Linked DNA regions of Homo sapiens: region 1 is linked to region 2. The links are chromatin contacts, found by Hi-C or POLR2A ChIA-PET in ENCODE. All regions are on one chromosome and are shown on one strand. The core of a region is the stretch at or near the end of the contact, and the rest is flanking DNA. Distances in the headings are between cores, read along the strand shown. Region 1 overlaps CALD1 (caldesmon 1). Region 2 holds the start of AKR1B15 (aldo-keto reductase family 1 member B15).

Region 1 (7,332 bases), core at 277-2,776, 380 kb after region 2:
GCATTTGTAGGGACATTTAATCCTTATATGTCTAATTTCATGGAGGCAATATCCTGAAGCAAAAGTAAAGGCCAAGAAAGTTTTAAAGCTAGTTTTTACTCTGCCATTTTCATTGTTAAATATGAAATGTGTTTTTTCCAAAATTAAGTGAATTTGAACGTTGAAAGGGCCAAGTTTGGTCTGAACTATGAAATTTGATGGAGTTTCTAAACATTGCAAGACAAATTCTTCCAACTCTGGTCACAGTTCTGGTATCACATGACTGGTTGTTTCCTGCAAATAGAAACCAACACCCTGGCTTGGACAGTGTCCAGCATCCTGCAGTAGTGAGGGAGGTGATGGACAACAGTTTAACTTTTGGAGATTTTCTTTCCTTTTTAAAATAAATGTCAAATTTAACTGCCCTTTTTCCACTGTAGAAAAGATGGACAAGAAACCCTTTATTCATGGAAATCTTGACAAAGAAGGTAGATTGTGTATACATTAGTTAGGGTAACGCTGGCTGCTATAACGATTAGTGCCCCCAAATTTTAAGTTTAGTGCAGTAACACTTACCATTATGCATATTTCTGTCTAGTTGGTAGAACCAGCCACCTGTCTTCTTTTCTCTTGTGACTCTCAATCCCTAGGGCTTGGTGCTCCCTGATCTACCAACAGACAGAGATAGAGAAGACAGGGAGTGCACCTCTGTTTGTTCATTGCCTTGGTTGGACACTTCTGTTTACATTTCATTGGCAGTTATTGGTCACATGGCCCGCCTAGGTGCAAAGAAGGGAGAGGGTGCAAATTTAATCCTTGAGTGGTGATCACTCCCCCCAACTATGGAAGGAGGAGCAGGAATTGTAAGGGACACTTAGATGTCTCTTCCATTGGGGTCACTGGCGTGAGTGTGGAATCTCAACACTGTAATGTACATTTTCTTCCTCTCAAAGTACCTTGGGAGCCTCCAATCCAGATCAGGAATTCTAGATGACTTGATGACATGGGAGAATACTACATGACATGGAAGGAATTCACTTATTATTTCAGTTTGATCCTTAAGTTTGAATTCCCCAAGAAGCAAGTCCAGAAACAACGATTTGACTGCAAGTCGTTTATTTGTAAGGTGATGCTAGGAAACACTGGTGGAGGTGTGGGAAGGTAAGACAGAAAAGGGAAGGCCACCAAATAAACGTTGCATGACCAAGCACATCACCACTGTGGGTATCTGGAGCTTCACTCCACTGGGAAACTCTGAGATCCAGTGTGGAATACACACCTCGGAGTTATCCCACTCAAAAAGTGAGGGGTGCTGAGGTATCTAAACACTCAGGCTATCAATTTTTGTTTGAAAACTGCTCCCAGGGGACATTAATACCGAAAGCACTTCTGGCATGTTGAGTAGACTCCAGTCCCCAGAGAAAGGCTTGCAAATGCTGTCAGCTGAAAGCCAGGCAGGCGTGTACTAAAATGGTAACGTACTGGGGATATGGGCAAGCTTGGCACTACTGGCATCTGCTGTAGTCCTGGGTAGCACAGGCTGTATGAATGCTGCTGACTGATGAATGAGCAAGCTGTCTTTGGTGTTGTTCTTTCTGTTGTACAGTGTGCCTGACGAGGAGGCCAAGACAACCACCACAAACACTCAAGTGGAAGGGGATGATGAGGCCGCATTCCTGGAGCGCCTGGCTCGGCGTGAGGAAAGACGCCAAAAACGCCTTCAGGAGGCTCTGGAGCGGCAGAAGGAGTTCGACCCAACAATAACAGATGCAAGTCTGTCGCTCCCAAGCAGAAGAATGCAAAATGACACAGCAGAAAATGAAACTACCGAGAAGGAAGAAAAAAGTGAAAGTCGCCAAGAAAGATACGAGATAGAGGAAACAGAAACAGTCACCAAGTCCTACCAGAAGAATGATTGGAGGGATGCTGAAGAAAACAAGAAAGAAGACAAGGAAAAGGAGGAGGAGGAAGAGGAGAAGCCAAAGCGAGGGAGCATTGGAGAAAATCAGGTAGAGGTGATGGTGGAAGAGAAAACAACTGAAAGCCAGGAGGAAACAGTGGTAATGTCATTAAAAAATGGGCAGATCAGTTCAGAAGAGCCTAAACAAGAGGAGGAGAGGGAACAAGGTTCAGATGAGATTTCCCATCATGAAAAGATGGAAGAGGAAGACAAGGAAAGAGCTGAGGCAGAGAGGGCAAGGTTGGAAGCAGAAGAAAGAGAAAGAATTAAAGCCGAGCAAGACAAAAAGATAGCAGATGAACGAGCAAGAATTGAAGCAGAAGAAAAAGCAGCTGCCCAAGAAAGAGAAAGGAGAGAGGCAGAAGAGAGGGAAAGGATGAGGGAGGAAGAGAAAAGGGCAGCAGAGGAGAGGCAGAGGATAAAGGAGGAAGAGAAAAGGGCAGCAGAGGAGAGGCAGAGGATAAAGGAGGAAGAGAAAAGGGCAGCAGAGGAGAGGCAGAGGATAAAAGAGGAAGAGAAAAGGGCAGCAGAGGAGAGGCAAAGGGCCAGGGCAGAGGAGGAAGAGAAGGCTAAGGTAGAAGAGCAGAAACGTAACAAGCAGCTAGAAGAGAAAAAACATGCCATGCAAGAGACAAAGATAAAAGGGGAAAAGGTAGAACAGAAAATAGAAGGGAAATGGGTAAATGAAAAGAAAGCACAAGAAGATAAACTTCAGACAGCTGTCCTAAAGAAACAGGTACAGTAAACATTTTGCACCAAATGTGTGATGCCTGTGACTTGTGAGAAATGTAATGCACATCTGATTTGGGACTGAGGCCACATGCATATAGCTCACATGCTTGATCATTTGGCAAGCTGTTCATTTTTTCAGGCCATAGCGATACACAAGCATGCAGCAATTGATTGATGGCTGAATATTCAATCAACCAAATTTACTGGGACAGCCAGTAAATTTGGCTGTCCAGAAGACAGAGAGAAATTAATTGCTCTGTGCTTGATTGTTATGAATACCCAAAAAAAGAATTAATCCAAAGATGATAAATGTGGTGGTGGTGTGTTGGCTTCTGATTCTGTGCTTGCATCTAAACTCGTTCTTTTAATTATCTTTCCTCTATCCATAGGTCTGCATGAGGCAAGAGGCCCATAACTCCTTACCTCACTCATGGGTTTGACGTTGAATTAAAAAAATGATAAAAGCTGGGGTGGGAAAGAGACATGAAGAATAATGGTCAGACATTTCATCTTAAGAAGGCAAAAACAGGCTGGGTACAGTGGCTCACACCTGTAATCCCAGCACTTTGGGAGGCTGAGGTGGGTGGATCACAAGGTCAGGAGATCGAGACCATCCTGGCCAACATGGTGAAACCCCATCTCTACTAAAAATACAAAATTAGCTGGGTGTACCGGCACATGTCTGTAATCCCAGCTACTCAGGAGGCTGAGGCAGGAGAATCACTTGAACCTGGGAGGCAGAGGTTGCAATGAGCTGAGATTGTGCCACTGCACTCCACTGGGCAACAGGGAGAGACTCCATCTCAACAACAAAAACAACAACAACAACAAAAAGGCAAAAACAAACCCCTGGAAATTAACTGGTAATAAAGAGGGGGAAAGGAACTGGTTGGAAACTTTCCTTAAAAAAAAAAGTCAAAACCCTGATTTGCCAACATGTAGACCTCAGCTTAATGTAGACTTGCAGAAAGCCATTAATTTAGGGTAGTATTGATTTATATTTGACTGGTAATTAAGAGCATACATGCTGCTTCTTTATTATCTGGGTGACACAAATTCATGTGGCCTGAGGAAGGGTGGAAATAGTAGGGGGGAAATGTTTGTAAGCTTTGAGAAAGATTTTTTTTCTGTCTGCAAGACTGCATTGAAAGCACTGTACCTAATCACCACCACACCACCACCACCACTCCTAAAAAAAGAAAAAAAGAGATGCTTTCACATTCACCTTTCCAGAGCAAATTCTCTGTCACTAAGCCTGCATTGCACTGAAGGTATCTTTAACTCCTGCTTCTGTACAAGAGGCTCATGAACACAGCTAAAATTGAGACCATGAGCAAAGTGCACCAAACCACACACGAGGTTTGTAAACACACGAGGAGTGCCACATCATGCTAGATTTCAGTGAGCGCAATGGCAGGCACACGAGAAGATGTTGGGGTGGGAAGAAAATATCCCACCTTGCTGTTTAGAACCACTGTGCTGTGAGCGCTGAGACGGCAGAAGAGAAGCCATCCCACGCAGCACTTGCAAGGCGATCCGAGCACCCTGTCACTCTTGTAAACTAGAAAGGGCTTCTTTTACTTGTGTGACCTTACCATTCTTGAAAATAAAAAGGGAGAAGAGAAGGGAACTAAAGTGCAAGCTAAAAGAGAAAAGCTCCAAGAAGACAAGCCTACCTTCAAAAAAGAAGAGGTAAATATGATTGAAAAGTAATGATCGTAAAGCAACAGAAAAAGCAGTCAGTGTTCCAAGATATCTCAGGTCTGATGATCTCAAAATTGTAACCTCATATCCAGTGTATTTCAAGCCATGACTCACAGTCCACTGAATAGTGAGATCAGCTTAGAGTGTCTCAAAATTAATTAAATGTATCAGTCAGCATTTTTTAAAAAATGAAATGGATAGAAGCCATCAGAGGGCATTGTAGGTAGTAAGTATTGCATTGTCAGGTAAATTGTCTTTTTTTCTGTGGGACGTCATCAAAAAGGCTTGAAAAACACTGCTGGAATCAATTTATCCTGTTTTCTATTCTTCTGAATGCTAATTTTTTTTCCTTGAGCCATTCTACTTTCATTTCAATCATGAAATATTTCCAACTGGCCTTGATTAATGCTTTAACTTTTCAAAGGAAAAACACCCACACACATCTCAGTAGAAAATATGGTGAACTGAAGATGATATTTGGTTTTCAAAAGAAAAGTTTGGCCAAATGTTCTGCATTGCATTTCTGAGGCACACACAGGAGCGGGTGCCAGGGTATTTGACTGTAGGTAAGTGAACAAGGAGCTATACAGATAGAATGGCACGGGGTTTGACAGTAATCAGAACACCACATCAGAACACTTGATTGCACTTCAACTCTCATGCTGTGTTTGCCCCAAATAATCTTAAAAATTGTGACTATATCGAATAAGTTCACAATACTTATTAGGATGTGGTGAAACTGAATTATTTGAAGTAGGAAGACCCGAAGTTCTTCGCCTATGAGACTGGTGAAGTGATTTGTAGCCAACATGCTCCAACCCATCTATTAAGAAAACTATGGCATCTATTAAGAAAATTCAAAATCTTAAACAGAGAAATCCATATTTAGAAAACATGGCCAGATTAAATAGGGGGTGGGTTATTTTCTTAAATACGTTTTGTCAATTTCACGTGAAAAATGAAAACCCCTAGTTCATGTTACATATTACATTTCTGTTAAGATGTATGTTCCTCTGTTTCTAATAGAAGTTGTGGTGGTTTGGAAGTGAAAATTGAATGTGAGCACAGGCCATGTAAAGGAAGGAGAAAGTGTAAATGTTAATAACAGGAAAACTGAATTTAGCTCTCATGAGGCAGTCAAGGAAATCATTCATTGAACATGTTGGGAAATACTTTTCATTTGGTGACCAAATACCTACAAATTCATTTACAAAAAAGAAAAATGAAAGTTACCTCAGAACTAAACTCAGAAATATGTCCCACATGGGTTCTTGTAATGTTTCTTGGTGAATGTCTTTATAGAAAGAAGTGGGCATGAAATGATGACTCAGTAATTAAACACATGGGGGAAGGGAGGCTGTAGAAAACACTGGATTCTATATTTAAAATTTCATTCAGTTCACTAATTTGTTTTTACTGACCAAAGCTTTCTATACCTATGTAGAGTGTCTGAGAACTAGAAGGGCCCATCAGTTGCCACTCGGATGATCCTTTTGTCTCTTTTCAGATAAGGCCCCAGTTCAACAGCGTCCTCTGTGTCAATCAGATACTCCCAGGAATGAGTGAGCCCTGCCGTTTTCCCAAGTTGCCCCTCAGCACATTCCAGCCAGTTCCAAAACTTTTGGCTTGTTTTTGACACAAGGCCAGATAAGCTACTCAAACTGGTTTTTTTAAAAAAAGAAAACAACCCCAATCTATATTCCTTTTTTAATACTGTGTACATAACCTGCTGCTCGAAAGACTAGGTTTTCCCCTTTCCAGCTAGTTGTGTTGTTTCTTTATGTAGACAGCTTTAAATCATGTTTACATGATTCAGCCATTTTAAACAACCTCTTCCTATTTTTTTTTCCTTTTTGTACAAAAAAAAAAAAAAGAAGAAGAAAGAAAGCAACTAACTAAAACCTTTCCTTTCAAGGATTTATGCAGCATAGGATAGGGCAACCACAAGTAAACACAAACATCACGTGAGCCTTCTTAAAGAAAACATTTCCAGAAATCACTCCAATGTCTTAAAAAACACACAAAATAAAACCTTTCTCCACTGCAGTTTAACTGTGGCAATGAGTTGCAGACGATCACCAACACTGAAACTTAATTTAGCTTTTTTCTCTCCTCTCCAATCATAAAAAGTCTCTTTTTGGTTCTTCATGCAGGAGCTATTTTCTTTCTTTTCTGGCCTCTAACAGGAAAACAGAGTTTCTAGCCGAGCTGCTCCTGAGGTATTAAAAGTGATGTTCGTGTCATGCGGATCAATCCTGCCCAAACATTAGTGTGCATGCAAATCACCTGGCAGTCTTATTAAATGCAGAATCTGATTCCATGAGGTCCATGTTGTCCGTGGACCAAACTTGCAGTAGTAGCGAGGAGTCTAGAAGACGTCCATGTTATAGAAATTGAACCCAGGAAAGGATTTGGGGCTTATGAAGCTAACAAAAGCACGTAAAACCCAGCCTGAGAAACAGTAGCTACACCCAGCTCTTGTTGCTATTCTGGAACCAAATAATGCAAAATATGCTCGAGACACATCTCAGTTCTTGCTTGCTTGACTTTCTGAGTGTCTCTCTGGCACAAGGGCCTGTCATTTGAATTCCCATCCCCCACCTCATCCCCATGTATTATTCCACTGGATATCCCAAATATCTAGAGTTTCAAAACCCAAATGATCCCATTTGGCCAGAGCCTTTTTTATGAGTATGCTAATGTTATCTGTGTATGAAGCACACAAACTTTTTCAGGATACCCGGCTATCTATTAATCCTTCAGCACGGACGTTCTCCATGGTAACAGTCTGACCTATAAGATCTAATGCCTTTCCCAGGGGGCTCAGAATCCCATGAGTTTGGGTTAAATCTGCCATAACATCTAAAAAAAAATGTAAAGGCTCTACGGAATTACTTTATTTATTCATTTCCCAGAAAGAGAAAATAATTTTCAGTTGAACTCAAATCGTCATTATT
Region 2 (6,576 bases), core at 3,299-5,798:
CGCCTGTAATGCCAGCACTTTGGGAGGCTGAGGAGGATGGATCACTTGAGGTCAGGAGTTTGAGACCATCCCGGCCAATATGGTGAAACCTGGTCTCTAATAAAACTATAAAACTTATCTAGGCATGGTGGCACACGCCTCTAATCCCACTCAGGAGGCTGAGGCACGAGAATTGCTTGAACCTGGGAGGCAGAGGTTGCAGCGAGCTGAGATTGCGCCACTGCACTCCTGCCTGGGTGACAGAGTGAGACTCCATCTCAAAACAAAAACAAGCAAAGAAACACACAAAAATAAGAGATAAACAAACTTGGACAAAACCATTTGGCAATTTTCTTATAATCAAAAGAGTTTATTCATATAAATAAGAAAAATCTCAGATGCCACAAAGAAAGTTTTTACATAAAATTGACCATTAAATGACATGAAAAATTGTACAGACTAGTAATAAAAATGCAAATTAAAATAAGCTTTATACACTATCAAACCAGCAAAACTTAGAAATAAAAGAAAATCTATCTAGAAAGATTTGAATATTAAGAGGGTTTTTTTCTATGTTGTTTGGCAACAAGTTTATTTTTGTTATTCTTTTACATAATTTTCAAAATTTCCACAATAGGAAATGAACTTTTACATTCTAGAGAGGCATTAAGGATTTAAAAAATAACAGATTTAGCTCAATTAGTTATTTTATACATCCACTGGGAAAACCAAATGAAAGAGACACTTTTACTTGAAATTATTCTCATTTAACAAGCCTTTCGATTTTAGAAAATACGTATTCTGAATGTACAATGCAGTGGAATTTGATTACATTTAATTTTAAATTCTACCTAATTCATTTGTTTTTCCTCATTTGTTGTCAGCATTTTCCCAGACATTTCATGAAAGTTTTGCACCCTTAAAATCTTACAGTGTTGCCTTCCAGCACTTTTGTTGGTTCAAAAATATCAGCCCCCAGATAAGTTAGGGAGAGTTGGTGAGGACCAAGAGGACCTTGACCGTTACTAAAAAATTACGCAAGAGAGGTACTTGTGCCTCAGGGCTCTTGCCCTTGGTATTCTCACTGCCTGGGATGCTCTGCCCTCAGATATTAGAATAATTCTCTGACTTGTATTTTTAATTTCCTTGCCGATTTATCGTCTTTTCAGAGAGGACTTTCTTCATCACCCTATTTAAAATTAACCTACCTCCTCTGATATTTCTTCTTGCCCTTCTAAGTGTTTTCTTCTTCTCCATAGCATTTGTTTATCAATATGTCATGTATTTTATATATTTGCTGTTTGCTTGCTTACCCTGTTTCTACCCACTAGCATGTAAGCTCTATGAGAGAAGGGATTTTTGAGTTCTGTTAATTATTGTATTCCCCGCCTCAATAATATCTGGTGAATAAATAGATAGATGGAATGGATGGAACAATGGATGGACGAATGGATGGGTGGAGGGACGGAGGCATGGATGGATGGTTGGAAACATGGAAAGAAGGAAGGATGGATAGAAAGACAAATGGAAGGAGGGATGGGTGGAAGGATACATGGATTGGGGATGGATGAATGATGGATGGATGGATGGATGGATGGATGGATGAATGATGGATGGATGGATGGATGGATGGATGTGTGGGATATGATGAGGTTTCTCTTCAGATAACCTGATCAATCTTTTATTCTTTAATTCATAGTAATCCCTCCACCTTTTTTCCTTTTTCTCCTTTTTTCTCTTTTTTCCTTTGTTACATGCCCAGGCATGCCACAGTACCAGGTGGTATCTGTACCTGCTCACATTCCTTTCCTTATTTGGAAAGAGGACTAACTTTTTAGCTCATTACAGACACCCCTTCCCCTTTATTCTCTGCCTTTTTTACGTGCCCACCTTATCTAAAAAAAATCCAATGTTTAGCCAACCAGGATTAGTTTAGATTGTACGACCTGACCCTGGCCAATGGAGAAAGGGTACAGGGGCAGTACTTGTGTCAGGAGTAAAGGCTCTCGTGCCCCTTTTTCAGGTGTGCTCTCATGGCGACTGGACAAGGAGGCACCTCTCTGCGCAGAAGTAAAATTGCTTTGCTAAGAATCCTTTGTTCAAGTGTTCAATTTCCTTAAGATTTTGAGCGTTATTCCTAACAGTTCTGGAGCCCAACTTTGGGGCTCGAATCTTCTCCTTTGGGAAGGGGGCCTTCGGTCACCCCACCCGGAGGGGACGCATCCTACTGTCTAGTTACCGTGCCCCTAGGTTGAGGGAGATCAGGGCCCCCCCCCCGCTTTGTGACAAATAAGTCTGGATCTCAGCAAAGCGGGGAGGAGAAGCTTGCAAGACCGCAACAATAAGAGGACCAGGAAATTCTTGTGCATGGAATAAGGTAGGAGACTTGGCGAAGGTGACAAAGTATTTCCCAGGTGGTTGGGATAAGCTGGAGGCTGACAGTGTATGAATGGGACTTAGTATGGTGGTTATGTGGAGTGAGTGAGTCTTCTCTATGGCCTCATGCTGCCATCTGTCAACTAGAGTCAGGAACAGACAGAGTAGACAAAGAGGAAGGGGGAGGGTAGAAATCCAAACAGGTTGGGTTGGAGCCTTTCCCCAAAGCCTCAGTAAGCCTCCAGGAAGGGGGAGGGTAGAAATCTCACAGGAGGGGTTGGGCCTCCTCCCCATAATCCCTAAGATGGGGAACGTTTCAAGTAAGACAGGAAAACTAAAGAGTCTAGAGAGTGATGAATTTCCTTCTGATAGCCCCTTGGGGCTTATGCTAAAGTATTGAAAAAATAATAAGAGAACCAAGTATAAACAAAAACAGCAGATGATAGAATATTGTTGTTTTATTTAAGTTCGAGAACCCATCCTTAAGCCCTCACTTTTCTGGCCAAAATTTAAGTCTAATGAAGAGCGAATTTGTCAGCTGTTAATCAAATATGTTAACAGTAAGAGCCCTGTGTCCCAGGAAAAATCGATTACGCCCTCTGCTGGCGGCAGGGACCAGTTCTCCTTTACCCTTTAGACTCTGGAGGGAGAAAATCAGAAACCAACCTTTCTAAAAAGGAAAGAGTTCCCATGCCTAGACAACCCATACCTACCAAGACATGGGATCCTCTAAATCACCTTCCTTCCTTCAGCGCCCCCAATCCTGCCCCTTTGGTTCCCCTCTCAGGTCCCTCCGGCTGTGGTTTCAGGTTACTCCCCAGCTGTTTCAGGCCACGCCCCAGCCTGTGCTGTCCCTTCAGCTGAGGTTTCAAGTTACTCCCCAGCCGCTTCAGGCCACAACCCACCAAGTTAAAACTATATTAAATCAAAACGCAAGGAGGGAGATTACCAACTCAAAAATTTTAAAATATGAGGCTATCTTTCTGGGAAAAAGGTGATTTAATATTAAGTACTAATAATTCACTTTATTCAGCAGGCTCTTTAACGGGGGATCCAAACGTAAAACGAGAGAGCACGCGTGTTTAAATCGAATTAATTACCATACGAAAGTTCAACCAGACTTAGGAAAAACTCCCTTCAAGACAGGGTGGCACTTATTCATAGATGGAACCTCCCAGGTGATTAAAAGAAAGAGACATAATAGGTATTCAGTGATTAATGGAAAGACTGTTAAAAAAGTAAAATCAGGAAGGGGGTCTAATAATTGGTCTGTCCAAGGGTGTGAACTGTTTGCACTCAGCCAAGCTTTAGGACATTTACAAAACCAAGAAAATCTATCTATACTGACTCTAAGTATCCCTCTGGGGAGGCACACACATTTGGGAAAATTTGGATGGAGAGGGCTCTTATCAATAGTAGAGGCCAAGATTTAGTTCATAGAGAACTGATGCTCGTGTCCTCAACAATCTCCAATTGCCAGAAGAGATAGCTATTGTACATGTCCCAGGGCACCAAAACGACTCGCCTTTCACAAGTCCAGGAAATAATCTTGCAGATCAAATTGTGATACCCTATCTTGTTTTATCCTGATTGACTCTTTCTTAGCTGAGAGAGTCAATAGCTTGGGAGACTCAATTGAGAGTCAATATCGAGAGAGTCAATAGCTGAGAGAGTCTTAGCTTGGTTTCTTCGCTTGCAGCCCCTTGTCCCCCTCCTTAAGGACATAACTGGTGCAAGCTGACTCCAAGCACATCCAAGAATGCGCTTATTGATAAGATACTGAGGCAAGCTGTACCAGCAGCTCCTGGGAGCACACTTGGTTGGTGGTATCCAAAGCCCCTGCTTTTATCACTTTGGGATACTTTAAGCCCCTGCACCTGGAACTGTTTATTTTCCTGTAACTGTTTCTGTAACCATTTATCTTTTAATTTTTTCCTGTTCTGCTTCTGTAAAAAATTGCTTCAGCTAGACTCCCCCTCCCCTCTTTAGGCCAAGGTATAAAAAGAACTCTAGCCTCTTCTTCCGGACCGAGAGAATTTCAAGCTCTAGCTCTTTCTCAGTCGCCAGCAATAAAGGACTCCTGAATTAGTCTCAGAGTGTGGCATTCTCTCTATGACTTGCTCGGTTACGACATTTGGAAGCCCCAGAGAGATTCGCCACCGGGTGAAGACCTGACTCATTCCGGGCTTCCCCAGACAGACAGCTGGCTTACAGGGCCACCTGAAGACGTTCCAGGGCTCCACAGGCCACTGTCTTCTGGAGGGGAACGGATCGACTGCCGGTGCGCCCAGCCAAATTCAACTCCTGAGTCCTCAGTCTCTAGTCCCGGGAAGGTAAGTCAGATCTGACTCTGTCTCTCTGGGAGGGAAACGGCCCTGACGAAGGTCCTCCCTCAGACTCTGTCCATGCTCCAGGACACTGGAGGACAGAGTCCTGGTTTCTGTCAGGATTCTCTGTTAAGTCTAGTCTCTCTCTCTCTCTATCTCTTCTCCCTCTCTCATTCAGGTCTCCGGGAGATCTCTGTTTTAGAATGGGTATAAAAATTGTAATAAACTCTGAGTGAGTGAGTGAGTGAGTGAATGTGGAGTTCAAGGGCTTGCGCTTGAATTTCCAGTTTGTAGCTCCAGGGTGAAAGCTAGGGAATTCGAGAAGGCCCTCACCTGTGGTTCCGTGGTGACCTCATAAGGCTTAGGGCGGCATCAGGCATAGCTCGATCCAAGCCAGGGGTTTATACCAGCCTGCCAATGCCAAGAGGAGCCTAAGTCCCCGAAAGGGGAGCAGCCAGGAGGGCATCTGACTGATCCCATCACGGGACCCCCTCCCCTTGTCTGTCTATAAAAATTGCCATGCTTGTTTATATACCCCAGTGCCTATTGTCCTGTTTAGTGTCTGTCTAAATTTCATATGTCGGATCGTCGATACTGCCCAAAATGACTGGGCAAGGACTTCTTCAAGGTCCTTAGTACAGATTTTCTATCCCAGGAGGTCAAATTCCTCATTAGTCGGTTGGGCTGGCCATCCCAGTCCTGCCTTTCCTGTCAGAAACAAATTAGGTGTTGTTATGGGGAAGGGTGTGGAAGACATTCACCCGTTTAGGATTTCTGGCACCATAAAGATTGCTGGCGTTTGGATTGCCATACCCCACGCCCCAACGACTGGTCCACCTTCTCCTTAGACCAGTGGTGGATCCAAAATAGCCACCCTGCTGACCTCCTTACTCACCTTTTCTGTCATCCCATAACTTTTCCCATGCCCTTAAATAAGGCACTGTGCAGAGAAACCTACACCCATACTGCTCTACTCTGTCTGGACTCTTATTTTACCTCTTTTGGCTACTCTCCAACCTTTAGGGAAATCCAAGTGGCCCCTTTCCTCCTCATCCCCATCCCTTACCCTGCACATCTCATTTTCCTGTGTTGCAGCAAGTCCAGCGTCTCTAAGACTTGGCTGTGTTCTCCCTCCTTAAACCCGTGAAGGAAAGGACCGAGTTTGAACATTTTGCTTTCGAGTCGTGGAGACACCAAAGTTATTTGGGATATAAGTCAAGAAGGGGGGGTCACCTAAGTCCCACTGGCTGAGGATCCCTTGGACCCACCTCTTATCCTCTCCATAGATCTCGAAGCTTGAGGAGACAGACCTTATGTGGCAAGAAATATTGGCTATAGTTGTTTTCCTACTTCTTCTAGCTATAATACTTCTGTTCTTCTGATACCATAGCCTCCCAGGCCGTGAATATCTTTGTCCATGCTGGGTTTAATATTTTTGTTCAAACCTTGTTAATTGCCTCCAGAATAGTAAACTCTTCTTCCCGGCCCCATAAAGATTGGAGTCCTCTCCAGTGTATGTTGCAGAATTTCTCTCTAGGCTTCTCAGATGATTACGGGGTCCGCCTTAAAAAAGGCAAACTCTGGACACTCTGCGAAGTAGAATGGCCAAAGTTTGGAACTGGGTGGCCCCCAGACGGGTCACTACACTTCACAGCTGTTCAGGCTGTGTGGTGGGTCGTTGTTGGAACTCCCGGTCACCCCGATCAGTTTCCCTACATTGATCAATGGCTAGATTTAGTCCAGAGCTCTCCTTCATGGCTCCACTCGTGATAAAACTCTGTAGCCATTCGTGATCCTACCTCCAAGGTCCTTTTTAGCCAGACCTCACTTTTGCCTCCACCCTCAGCTCCCTCGATTCCTCCTGTACTGCCTCCTTCTGAAGAAGAGGAAAGTT

What was found. A loop is a pair of places that touch in the nucleus more often than their neighbours do. ChIA-PET counts read pairs that join two places held with the same protein, here RNA polymerase II (POLR2A). Pooled maps may share reads with other maps.
Region 1: a loop to region 2 is called in a pooled map, with 2.0 times the contacts of the local background. The contact joins the enhancer-like site here to the promoter of AKR1B15 in region 2. A Hi-C loop is called at or near these places in 1 of 37 single-sample maps with no recorded cell type and 2 of 50 pooled maps. POLR2A ChIA-PET finds 5 or more read pairs at or near these places in 2 of 52 experiments (BJ and GM10248).

What each region holds. Positions count from the first base shown.
Region 1 is chr7:134,931,403-134,938,734 of GRCh38, forward strand. It overlaps CALD1 (caldesmon 1), which reads left to right. Exons shown (of 15, transcript NM_033138.4): 5 at 1,586-2,675; 6 at 4,286-4,363. Among named protein-coding and RNA genes, the nearest start is that of AGBL3, 51 kb to the right of the region's middle. RefSeq lists a silencer at 6,507-6,712. Within about 2 kb of position 1,527, at least 10 of the 41 ENCODE cell types and tissues checked have a DNase peak (open chromatin) inside an H3K27ac peak, as active enhancers do.
Region 2 is chr7:134,544,562-134,551,137 of GRCh38, forward strand. It overlaps AKR1B15 (aldo-keto reductase family 1 member B15), which reads left to right and starts at 4,549. Exons shown (of 12, transcript NM_001080538.3): 1 at 4,549-4,688. LOC105375520 (a long non-coding RNA gene) reads right to left here. Exons shown (of 3, transcript XR_928005.3): 3 at 2,796-6,576. RefSeq lists an enhancer at 4,560-4,619.